Linked DNA regions of Homo sapiens: region 1 is linked to region 2. A link is a contact called in ENCODE Hi-C or POLR2A ChIA-PET data. All regions are on one chromosome and are shown on one strand. Each heading gives the region's core, a stretch centred on a gene start or an enhancer-like site at or near the end of the contact. The rest is flanking DNA. Distances are from core to core; before and after follow the strand shown. Region 1 holds the start of ZNF675 (zinc finger protein 675). Region 2 holds the start of ZNF730 (zinc finger protein 730).

Region 1 (6,255 bases), core at 3,590-6,089, 570 kb after region 2:
CCTCCTGTTGCAATACTCCTTTGGAATTAAAATTTTTTTTACATAAATCTATAACTTTAATTTTACAAAATTTAGAAACTGCCTCAAAACAATAATACTTATCTTCAGTAAGACCTTCACAGCACTTTTTCATTTTAACCTTAACTGCACCTGCCTGTGCATCCCCAGCTTCCCAGGGCTCTCAAGCTTCTCTCAGGATAAAGCCTTCTTCCATGGCTGGGGTGAGCAGGCTGACATATCTGCAGAAAAGGCTCCCCAGAAAGAACTAACTGGGCCTTTAATAACCTCCTTTTGCAGGCTCAATATTAGCTTTAGATGGGCTCAAGCTTTAATTTTCATGTCTGAGTTATTCACTTGGTGTCTGAAACTATGTGTTTGAAAAATCCAGCAAAATTACTGAAACGCAGTGTTAGTATATAAAAAGAAAATTTTAAGGTGCTTCCATTTCATACCTCTGTAAGAAAACCAAAAGTATCTACACCTTTCAAACAATTAAAGTATTATTTTATTATTTATTTTAAAAGTTATGTAGTAGGCCGGGCACGGTGGCTCACACCTGTAATCCCAGCACTTTGGGAGGCCAAGGCCAGCAGGTCACCTGAAGTCAGGAGTTCGAGCCTAGCCTGGCCAACATGGTGAAACCCCATCTCTACTACAAATACAAAAATTAGCCAGGCGTGGTGGTGCGCATCTGTAATCCCAGCTACTCGGGTGGCTGAGGCAGAAGAATCACTTGAATCTGGGAGGCGGAAGGTTGCAGTGAGCTGAGATCATGGCACTGCACTCCAGCCTGGGTAACAGAGCGAGACTCAGTCTCAAAAAAAAAAAGAAAGTTATCTAGTAAACAATTAGTCATATGAGAACACTTCTAGGAGGTACCAAATTTCATCTCATAACACTTAGCATTAAATTCAGAAATCAAGATCATAGGATATAGAACAGATATTCACTGCCACAAATTTATGGTGCAAAAAGAGGAACTATGTTTTCATGAATCTATGTAACTCACCAATTATCTACTACATTTTCTTGTGGAAAGGTATTTAATTTTTACAGCCAAAAAGGAAGAGAGATTGTCTCGCTCTGACTCCCAGGCTGCAGTGCAGTGGTGCGATCTCGGCTCACTGCAACCTCCACCTCCTGGGTTCAAGCGATTCTCCTGCCTCAGCCTCCCAAGTAGCTGGGACTACAGGCACGTGCCACCATGCCCGGCTGATTTTTGTATTTTTAGTAGAGATGAGGTTTCACCATATTGACCAGACTGGTCCTGAACTCGTGACCTCGTGATCTGCCCACCTCAGTCTTTCAAAATGCTGGGATAATAGGTGTGAGCCACCCCACCTGGCCCTTATTCTTTTCCTTAGTAGGATTCTAACAGCTAAACCTTGGAATTCTGTTTGAAATTACCCAGCCATAAACACAACTGACAAATTTTCTAAACTCACTCTGGGAAAGAAAAAGGTAAATAAAAACTTTTAACAAATAGAATATATAATTAAATTTTTTTTTTCTGAAACCCAACTCTTACATGCTCTTTGCACATATTTTCTTCCCTTTCAAATGCTACTAATAAAATGCAATTTACATTTAAAAAAACTAAAGTCACTGACTGGGCGTGGTGGCTCACGCCTGTAATCCCAGCACTTTGGGAGGCTGAGGAGGGCGGATCACGAGGTCAGGAGATCAAGACCATCCTGGCTAACACGGTGAAACCCCGTCTCTACTAAAAATACAAAAAAATTAGCTGGGCGTGGTGGCGGGCACCTGTAATCCCAGCTACTCGGGAGGCTGAGGCAGGAGAATGGCTTGAACCCGGGAGGCAGAGCTTGCAGTGACCCCAGATCATGTCACTGCACTCCAGCCTGGGCAACAAATCGAGACTCCGTCTCAAAAAAAAAAAAAAAAAAAAACTAAAGTCAAAATAAGTGCACTAATCTTTTCAAGGTGACAAACTAGGGAGTGGCAATGCTGATTAGAAAACAGATGTGTTGGCCCAGGGCAGTGGCTCATGCCTGTAATTCCAGCACTTTGGGAGGCCAAGAGGGGCGGATCACCTGAGGTCGGGAGTTTGAGACAAGCCTGGCCAACACGGGAAAACCCCGTTTCTACTAAAAATACAAAATTAGCTGGGCATGGTGGTGCATGCCTGTAATCCCTGCTACTCAGGAGGCTGAGGCAGGAGAATCGCTTGAACCTGGGAGGCGGAGGTTGCCATGAGCCGAGATGGCACCATTGAACTCCAGCCTGGGCAACAAGAGTGAAACCCCATCTCAAAAAAAAAAGAAAACAGGTGTGTCTAATTCATGTGTCAAGTCAGGTCACCAATCACTTGAGAGATTCTCCCACCCCATCCTGCTCACTTAAGTGCTCAATGACCACCCTCTCACTGCACTATGCCTCAGTGACTGCCCCAAGTGCATTTTACTTTGCAAGTTTTTGCATCATTTCACTGAGGTCACTTTTTTTTGTCTTTTGAAATGCTATTTTTTCTTTCACAAATCTTAGACAATTCAGGGGACAGAAATTATCTCTGTGTTTTTCCCTCAATACCAGCATCTGATTGGCTGACCAGCAATATGTCTCCAAGAAATGGAAGCTGGGTTGAGTAAAGGCAATCTTCATGTCTCAAAGGCTTAGTTTTTCTTTTTTTGAGATGGAGTTTCACTCTTGGTGCCCAGGCTGGAATCCAATGGTGCGATCTCGGCTCTCAGCCTCCAAAATAGCTCGGATTACAGGCAGCCACCACCACGCCCAGCTAATTTTTTTGTATTTAGTAGAGATGGGGTTTCACCATGTTAGTCAGGCTGGTCGCGAACTCCTGACCTCAGGTGATCCACCGCCTCAGACTCCCAAAGTGCTGGGATTACAGGTGTGCACCACCGTGCACGCAAGGGTTAGTTTTTCAAAGGAAGAGCGCAGGGGAGAGTCCTATCAGTCCAAGGGCATTCATCTGTTTCCATTGAGAGGCTACACTCCATACCTCAGGTTGTTTTATGAAAGAAAATAACCCAGTAGATTATATTCACTAGACACTCGAGCAGACATAGCCATGGTAGATATATTGGTTTATTCACAGAAACTACTGAAGCCCAGGACCAGAAAAAACTGAAGGTGGCTGAGGCCACATCACCCATAAAGTTTCCAAAGGGAAACCTTGACCCAAAAATATTCTGATACTATCTCTGTGCCTAGAGAAGATTTTTAAAAATGAGGCGAAAAGATTTTTTACAATACAGTATCAGGGAATTGTTCTTCTTTTTCTTCTCATAAAAAATATTTTCAAACAGAAAACGATTTTTTTAAGTGCCATTCAATGTCAAAAAATGCTTAGTTAAAATACAGTATCTAAAGTGTACAATAAAAGACAAATAGTTGATAATGTGAATTAGAAAGGGGAAGCTGGCATTTGAGAATGTGAGAAGAAACTGGAAATTTAGTATTTTACTGCAAGTCATAGTTAGTCTGGAGGAATGGGATGAGGGGTAGGCTTGAGACCCAGCTTGAGAGAACTGTGAAAAATGCAGGGGAAAATCAGTCTCCTGTGGAGTGTGAAAATAACTAAGTAGCAGGCAATTAGACGGAGGTTACTCTAGTCCCTGGGTTCCTATTTTTTAAAAACTCTAACTCAAATGCATTTTTTTGCAAATTACTGAATTGAGGGAAACAAAAATTTAGGCTTAACCAATCATAAACTGCCAATTAACCTCTGATTACATAACCAGGAAATGTCCACCTTAATTGTACAAGTCAAGTAACTATGAACTGTACCTAACCAATTATTTAATTTGGTTTTCTTCATCATGTACCTTTAAAAGTCTTTCCTTCAAGCTGCTCTCATAAAGTCACAAGCTCCAAACCACAGCTGAATGCTCCACAATTTTTGAATCACTCTTTGATTAAATTCTCCAATATTTTTGTGGTGATCCCCATAATTTATTTATTTATTTAACTTATTTATTTATATATTTTTTAAGACGGAGTTTCGGTCTTGTTAACCAGGCTGGAGTGCAATGGCGTCATCTCGGCTCACTGCAACCGCCACCTCCCGGGTTCAAGCGGTTCTCCTGCCTCAGCCTTCTGAGTATCTGGGATTACAGGCATGTGCCACCACGCCCGGCTAATTTTGTATTTTTAGTAGAAACGGGGTTTCACCATGTTGGTCAGGCTGGTCTTGAACTCCTGACCTCAGGTGATCCACCCACCTCGGTCTCCCAAAGTGCTGGTATTACTGACCTGAGCCACCGCGCCCGGCCCTCCCATAAAATTTTAATAGGAGAAAACAGGAACTGGGAACCCCACGGACCAAAACTCTTCCCATTAATGAACCCGCACCCTGAGTCAGGATTCTCCGGTGACGGCCCTCCTGTGGTCCCTGCACAATCTGAGAGAAATGCGGCGCTGCGGGTACAGAGCTGCCCAGAGAGGGCTACAGGCCAGGGCACAGTCACTAGGCAGAGAAGAGACGGGATGCCCCGGGGCTGGCTGTCAGCGCGCCGCCATCTTATGGCTGCAGGGGACTGAGCCGAGCTGGGGAAGGAGAACTCGGGGTGCAGATTGTGGAGCTGACTGCGGGGAGGCCTGAGTCCCGCCATAGCCATTTCCCACGGGTTCCAACCAGCCCCTTCCCCCTCTCGGGATGTCGCACCCGTAACTCTCACCATTTCTAGGCTTCCAGGGGGTCCTGGAGTCTTAGCTGTGGATCTCTCAATTTCTGCAGGTCACAGGCCCACAGAGGCTGGACCTCTAGGAGCAGAGGACACAGAGCAATGAAAGCGAGACCTGGAGCTCCGGCTGCAGCGAGAGACAAAGGCGCCGCCAAATCCCGGAAGCCATCTTGTCTGCTCCAGCTGCGTGCCTGATTGGACGGTTCCCAGCCCAGCGTGCCTGATTGGACAACGTTTAAGGTCCTGACCCTTCAGGCCCTGAGTGACAGAAGATGTGATCAGACACTGGGCTGAGTGAAGACTGATAGCCTGCGCTGCAGCCTTTTCAGCCGGGGCTTCCTCTTTTAGCTGAGCCAGGCCCATCCCATAGGGTATTTGTATTTAACCTTGTGTATAAGGTCATATACATTTATAAATGATATATGGCTACTCACAAAGAAAAATAATATAATAATAATTATTTTAGAATTTCAGACTTTATGACCTTCCTGGCTTCTGGTCCTTTGAGTAGGCAGCCTGAGAATTTTAAAAAGAGGCAATCCTCAAATAAAATGTGAGCCACATGTGAATTTTAAATTTTCTAGTAGTCAAACTTTAAAAAGAAAAAAACAAGTGGAATTGATTGTAACAATCTAACCCAATATATCCAAAGTACTATCATTTTAGTATGAGAGCAATATGAAATTATTGATGAAATACACATATATATGTATATATGTGTATACACACACACACACACACACACACACACACACACATATATGGAACTAAATCTTTGAAAATAACTCTATTTTACCTAACACATTGCAATTCAGACCAGCCACATTCCAGGCACCCAGTAGCCACACGTGGCCAATAGCTGCCACATTAAAATGCAGCTCTGATGTCAGGGGGGTGAAGAAGAGCCTGAACATCCCTTTTTTGCCAGAGGTGAGGGGACAGCCTCTCTCTACCAACATCTCTCTTCAATTCCAAGGAAAAAACAGTTAGTGACCATAGAAAGAACAGAGGACAGATAGAATAAAATAACCACAGGTCGACCTGTGGTTACCTCTGGTTATTTTATTAACTACTGCTGCCCACCTGTTGCTCACCTTAATTCCAAACATCAGACAGTGAACAAAGAATGATGAAGCCACAAAACAAGAAAACTCTGTATCTTCAGATCTGTCCACAGTCTTAACCTCCAATGTTTAGATATGGAGAAAATAGATTAAAGGCAAACTTATTTTGCTATTTGGCCTTGGCCCTAACGGTCAGCCTGTGGTTATCTGTTTTCTCCTGTGGTGTGGTGAACTGTGTGAGTATAAGCACCAATCACACGCAGACATGTCTACATGTATTTTTGCATTATTCAATATTCTCTTACAAGACATAAGACTTTAAGTCAAGAATAAAGGTAATGTGAGTCTTTTTTCTTGCATTGGCGCTACCCACAGGGTGCATCATGACATATTGCTAAGTTCTGCATTCAGGTTATGTGGCTCTCTTCTTTTACCCAGGCCCAGAATATTTTGCACAATAGAACATATTACTAGGCCCAACATATATAAAATGGGAGGCCCTTGCCTGAGCCTTTTTTACAGAGGGC
Region 2 (5,966 bases), core at 3,234-5,733:
TGAAACCCCATCTCTACTAAAAATACAAAAATTAGTCAGCGTGGTGGTGCACTCCTGTAATCCCAGCTACTCGTGGGAGACTGGGGCACGAGAATCGCTTAAACCCGGGAGGTGGAAGTTGCAGTGAGCTGAAATCGCGCCACTACCCTCCAGGCTGGGCTACAGAGCGAGACTTCGTCTCAAAAAAATAGAAGAAAAAAAAAAAAAAACTGGAAGGCCAATATGGGTGAGAAATTTTAATGGGACATTTGTTGTCTCATCAGAAACAGAATGTGTGTCCACTGCTCTTAACCTATTTCACAAGTTAAAGAGAACTTATTCAAAATAGGTTAAAGAGCATTGCCAGGGTGCCATTACTTTTCTAAATGGGCATCCTTTGATAGGTCTTTTTTCCCCCTGGTTTAGAGTAAATGAGGCAATGGTTAGAAATGTATCCCCTATCATAGGGCTTTATAGCAGATTGCACTGTAAAGGCTATGGTTACACAATAGACTTTAAATTTTTTGCTAAAGTTGTGCTGAATCATATAATTTCTTTGGATTACTTACTGTATAAACAGAAGTGTCTGCAGTTGCTAATTCTTGTAGTTGCACATGGAGAAATACATTGGGTATTACAGAGATGCAGTTGTAGGGGATTAATGAACAGGCTGTTTGGTTAAAATAAGTAGACTATAGCTAATTATTTGATCTATGTAATGTTAGTTGGTGGTTCATGAGGACCCTGGTTAAAAAGCACGCTTCAAACTCTTCGTATTATCCTCCTGGTAGTCAAAATAGTAGTCTCCCTGCTGCATTGTATTCTCAAAAGTTAGAAATGTTTTCATGCAATCACCTGTAGAATATAAAATTGTCTCTCACTAACTGGAATGACAGAAACTCAAAGACATATGTAACTATGATGAAACCATAACCTAGGAATGACATAAGAACAAAGACCCTAAATAATGGAAACAGTGGTACTAAGGCCCTGAGTTTTGGTTACACTGTGCACTGTTGAAAATTTTTTGAACAAAATTATTAGAGGCCATCATTCTGGACTGAGCTTGTGCACTAGGTCCAAACAGACAAAATCAAACTGAAAATTTAAGGAAATAGGTAGATTCTGTAGGTTTTGTTTTTCTTCTGTAAACAGCAGATCTTAACACAAGGGGTTTCCCTCTACTCAAACCTTTAAAAATAATAATAAAATAATAACCTGAATTTCTTGATTCCACTTTACAAAACCCATAGTTCTGCTATTTCACAGTGGAATCTGAGACTAAGTACATTTTTGATGGTGACAGTGTTATCAATGTCTAAAGTTTTGGTCTATCAAAATTTAGAAGATGACCAAAAAAGGAGAAATTGTTTAATTATACCCTAAATCTACCCCCTTTCATGTTTAAGTTTGGTCAATAAGTTTTTTTGTTGTTTTGTTTTGTTTACATAGTAAACTGAAACCTAACTGAATGTGTAAATAGACTGTACTCATTTTTGTACCAACAACTGTGTTTTGGCCAATAAAAGGATGTCAAATGTTCAAACCATGTTTAAATAAGGAAAATCCCAAGCTGTAATCAATCTAGCTGTTCCTGTATTTCACTTCTATTTTCTGATGTCACCTTGCTTCTTCTGTCCATAAATCTTTCACCATCATGTTGCTGTGCTGGAGTATTTCAGAGCCTACTTTGGATCCACAGGCTACTCAATTTGCAAATCCCTCTTTGCCCAATAAAACTCTGTTAAATTTAGTTTATCTAAAGTTGTTTTTCTTTTTCTTTTCTTTTTTTTTTTTTTTTTTTGAGACGGAGTCTCGCTTTGTCACCCAGGCTGGAGTGCAGTGGAGCGATCTCGGCTCACTGCAAGCTCCGCCTCCCGGGTTCTCGCCATTCTCCTGCCTCAGCCTCCCCAGTAGTTGGGAATACAGGCGCCCGCCATCACACCCGGCTAATTTTTTTATTTTTATTTATTTTTATTTTTATTTTATTTATTTTTATTTATTTTTATTTTTAGTAGAGACGGAGTTTCACCGTGTTAGCCAGGATGGTCTCGATCTCCTGACTTCATGATCCGCCCGCCTCGGCCTCCCAAGTGCTGGGATTACAGGCGTGAGCCACCATGCCCGGCCCTAAAGTTGTTTTTCTTTTAGAAGTTTTCAAATGTATTCTCTGATCAAAAATGAATAATCTGTTGTTGGGCTTTGATTTTCTAAACTCATCCCTCAGCTATTTTTCCAAATTATTCTATGTCCTTTCAAAATGTTTCTGCAATTTTTTTGAGATGGGGTCTCATTCTATCACCCAGGCTGGAGTGTAGTGGTGTAATCAATTATGGCTTACTGCGGCTTTTACCTTCCATACTCAAGCCATCCTCCTGCCCTAGTCACAGAGTACCTCGGACTACAGGCATGCAACATCATGCTTGGCTAATTTTTTTTCATGAAGACAGGATTTTACTATGTCGCCCACGCTGTGTTTGAACTGCTGAGCTCAAGTTATTCTCCCATCTCAGCCTCACAAAGTGCTAAGATTACAGGTGTGAACCACCATGTGCTTCTGCAATTTCTTGACAGGATTATTTCCAATAATAAACAGTACTATGTGGGCACAAATCTAAAAAAAAAAAAAACTGTCTTCTTTTGCAGAAGTGTCACTCTCCAGAATTTCAAGGGTCTGTGGCAGTTACTCTAGTAATATAGTTTGATCTATGGAGGTGCCTGAGCTTTGGAGTCAGAATTTATCCTGAGGTTCAGCCCAGCCAATTAGTAGCTTTGGGTCTTTGGACAAGTTTCTTCATGTGAAAGAGTTGTATAAACCACATATGCAAAAAAGGCAGAATGATACTAATTGCAGAAATTGCAGCAATTTTTCATCCCTCCTATATCCTTTGCCACGTGCTTTTTTACAGCCGTTCCCATTGAGATATGGAATCTGTTTTCCAGACCCTAGATACGGCTGACCTTATTTCCTCAGGTCAGTAGAAACCTGTGAACATGACCGTGTGCCAGTTTGGGGCCTAGGCTCAAATGGTCTTGAATGCTTCTGCTTTTCTTTCAGAATGCTGCCCTCTCCATGAACAAAGCACATGTTAGCCAGCTGGAGGATAACATAACATGGTGGGTGGGGAAGAGAAGCAAAGTGCCTCTGTTGACAGAAGCAGAAGCTCACCCCCAGAAGCAGAAGCTTACCCCCAGAAGCACAGCTTCCTAGTCAAGAAGCAGTTGTTGATACATGTCTGAAGGAGCTCAGCTGGGACCAGAAGAATGGCCCCAGTGAGCCCAGCCTAAATGGCTGACCATCTCAATTATTACCTAATAAGTTTTGGATGGTTGGTTATGCTGCAATAGCTAACTAATACATGCACCCAGTGCAGATAGGTGCCATGATTTAATGACAGGTTGATTACTAGTTACCTTCTAACAGTGGGCTCCATAAAGGTACTAATATTTTCCCCTGATTTAAAGTTAGATGTGTTGTAAGATAATGTTGAGTAACGCTGCAATACATGTAGATATGTATGCATGTGATTGGTCCTTAGTCCCCGCACGCACAGGAGAAAACGTAAAACTACATCCTGACACTTAGGGCCAAGGCCAAATAGCAAAATAATTTTGCCTTTAATCTGTTTTCTTCATATCTAACATTGGAGGTCCAGACTGTGGACAGATCTGAAGACATAGAGTTTTCTTCCCCTGTGGCCCCATCATCCTTTGTTCAGTGTCTGATCTCTGGAAGAAAGGTGGTCACCAGATAGTGATCTACCTGTGGTTATTCTGCTTTTTCTTTTCTTTTCTTTTCTTTTCTTTCTTTCTTTCCTTTCTTTCCTTATTTCTTTTCTTTCTCTCTTTTCTTTCTTTCTTTTTCTCTCTCTCTTTCTCTCCTCCTCCCTTCCTCCTTTCCTTCCTTCCTTTCATCTCACTCTGTCACCAGGCTGGAGTTCAGTGGTACGATCTCGGCTCATTGCAACCTCCACCTCCTGGGTTCAAGCGATTCCCCTGCCTTAGCCTCCCGAGTAGCTGGGATTACAGGCGCGCGCCACTACTCCCAGCTACTTTTTTTTTTTTTTTTTTTTGTATTTTTAGTAGAGACGGGGTTTCACTTGTTGGCCAGGCTGGTCTCAAACTCCTGACCTCAGATGATCCACCCGCCTCGGCCCCCCAAAGTGCTGGGATTACAGGCGTGAGCCACCGCGCCCGGTCTATGTTCTTTTGATTTGTGAATATTCATATAGCGTATTATTTATAAATACATATGATCTTACACAAAAGGTTAAAGTCAGTACCCTCTGGGGTGGGCCTGTCTCAGTTCAGGGAGGAAGTCCTGCCCGAAAAGGCTGCAGCCTACGCTGTCACTCTTCATTCAGTCCAGCATCTGATCACATCTGTCACTCAGGGCCTGAGGGGGCGGGGCCTTAAACGTTATCCAATCGGGGACACTGGGCGGGGGGCCGTCCAATCAGGCCCGCAGCTGGAGCAGACAGGGCGGCTTCCGGGATTTGGCGCGGCCTTTGTTTCTCGCTGCCGCCGAAGCTCCAATTTTCGTCTGTCTGCTTTGTGTCCTCTGCACGTAGAAGCCCAGCCTGTGTGGCCCTGCGACCTGCGGGTATTGGGAGATCCACAGCTAAGACGCCAGGGCCCCCTGGAAGCCTAGAAATGGTGAGAGTGCCGGTCCGACATCCCGAGAGAGGGAACGGGGCTGGTTGGAACCGGTGGGAAGCGGCTGTGGCGGGACCCAGGCCTCCCCGCAGTCAGCTTCACAATCTGCGCCCAGAGTTCTTGCCCAGCTCGGCCTCAGTCCCCTTCAGCCATACGATGGCGGCCGCGCTGACAGCCGGGGCCCCGGCGTCCTGTCTCTTCCCTGCACTGTGACTGTGCCCTGCCCTGGAGCCCTCTCTGGGCAGCTCTGCACCCGCAGCGCTGCGTCTCTCCCAGATTATGCAGGAACCAGAGAGGATCGTCAGAGGAGAATCCTGACTCGGGCTGCGGGTTCATGAATGGGAAGAGCTTTGGTCTGTGGCGTTCCCAATTCCTCTTTCCTTCTGTTAAAAATTTATGGGAGTCATCACCAAAATATTAAAGAATTTAATTAAAGAATGATTCTAAAATTGTAGAGCACCCAGTTATGGGGTGTAGCTTGTTATCCATGGGACGGGCTTGAAGGAAAGACTTTCATAAGATGCATGATGCAAAAACCCAAATTCAGTAATCGGTTAGGTACAGTTACATAGTTTCTAAATTTGCACCTTGAGCGTACAAATTTTCTGGTTATGTAATCAGAGCTTAATAGGCAGTTTATAGTTTGTTACGCCTAAATTTTGTTTTCCTTAATGTAGTAATTTACAAAAAAATACATTTGAGTTACATTTTTTTTTAAAGTAGGAATCCAGGCATCGCAGCCACGTACCTCGAATTGCCTGTCACTTAACTATTTTCACACTCCACAGGAGACTGATCTTCTGCATTTTTTTTTCATGTTTCTCAAACGGGGTCTCAAGTCTACCCCTCAACCCCCATTCCTCCAGCCTAACTCTGTCTTGCAGTAAAATACTAAATTTCCAGTTTCTTCTGATTATCCCAAATGCCAACTTTCCCTCTCTAATTCACATTATTATCTGTTTGTCCTTTAGGGTACATTTTTGATACTGTATTTTAATTATTTTTTTACAAACCATTGGGTGGGACATTTAAAAAGATTTGTTTTCTGTTTGTAAATATCGCCCATGAAAATAAACCAAAACTAATTCCCTGACACTGTATTGTAAAAAAATCTCTGTGCCTCTTTTTCTTTTGTCTCCCCTAGGCACAGAGATCTTGTGAAAGTGTTTTGGGGTCAAGTTTGTTTTTTGTTTTTTTTTTTTGTTTTTTTAATTTTTATGGGATGATGTATTCTCAGCCACCCTTTAGTTTTTTCCTGGTCCTGGTTTTCAGTACTGGCTGTGAATAAACCAGGGTACACACCATGGCTATGTCTGCTAGAGTGTTTGATG

What was found. A loop is a pair of places that touch in the nucleus more often than their neighbours do. ChIA-PET counts read pairs that join two places held with the same protein, here RNA polymerase II (POLR2A). Pooled maps may share reads with other maps.
Region 1: a loop to region 2 is called in a pooled map, with 6 times the contacts of the local background. The contact joins the promoter of ZNF675 here to the promoter of ZNF730 in region 2. A Hi-C loop is called at or near these places in 1 of 37 single-sample maps with no recorded cell type and 3 of 50 pooled maps. POLR2A ChIA-PET finds 5 or more read pairs at or near these places in 1 of 52 experiments (OCI-LY7).

Annotation. Positions count from the first base shown.
Region 1 is chr19:23,682,373-23,688,627 of GRCh38, forward strand. It overlaps ZNF675 (zinc finger protein 675), which reads right to left and starts at 4,840. Exons shown (of 4, transcript NM_138330.3): 1 at 4,659-4,840. The coding sequence starts at 4,661. RefSeq lists enhancers at 3,276-4,246, 4,378-4,767, 5,058-5,107.
Region 2 is chr19:23,112,542-23,118,507 of GRCh38, forward strand. It overlaps ZNF730 (zinc finger protein 730), which reads left to right and starts at 4,484. Exons shown (of 4, transcript NM_001277403.2): 1 at 4,484-4,635. The coding sequence starts at 4,633.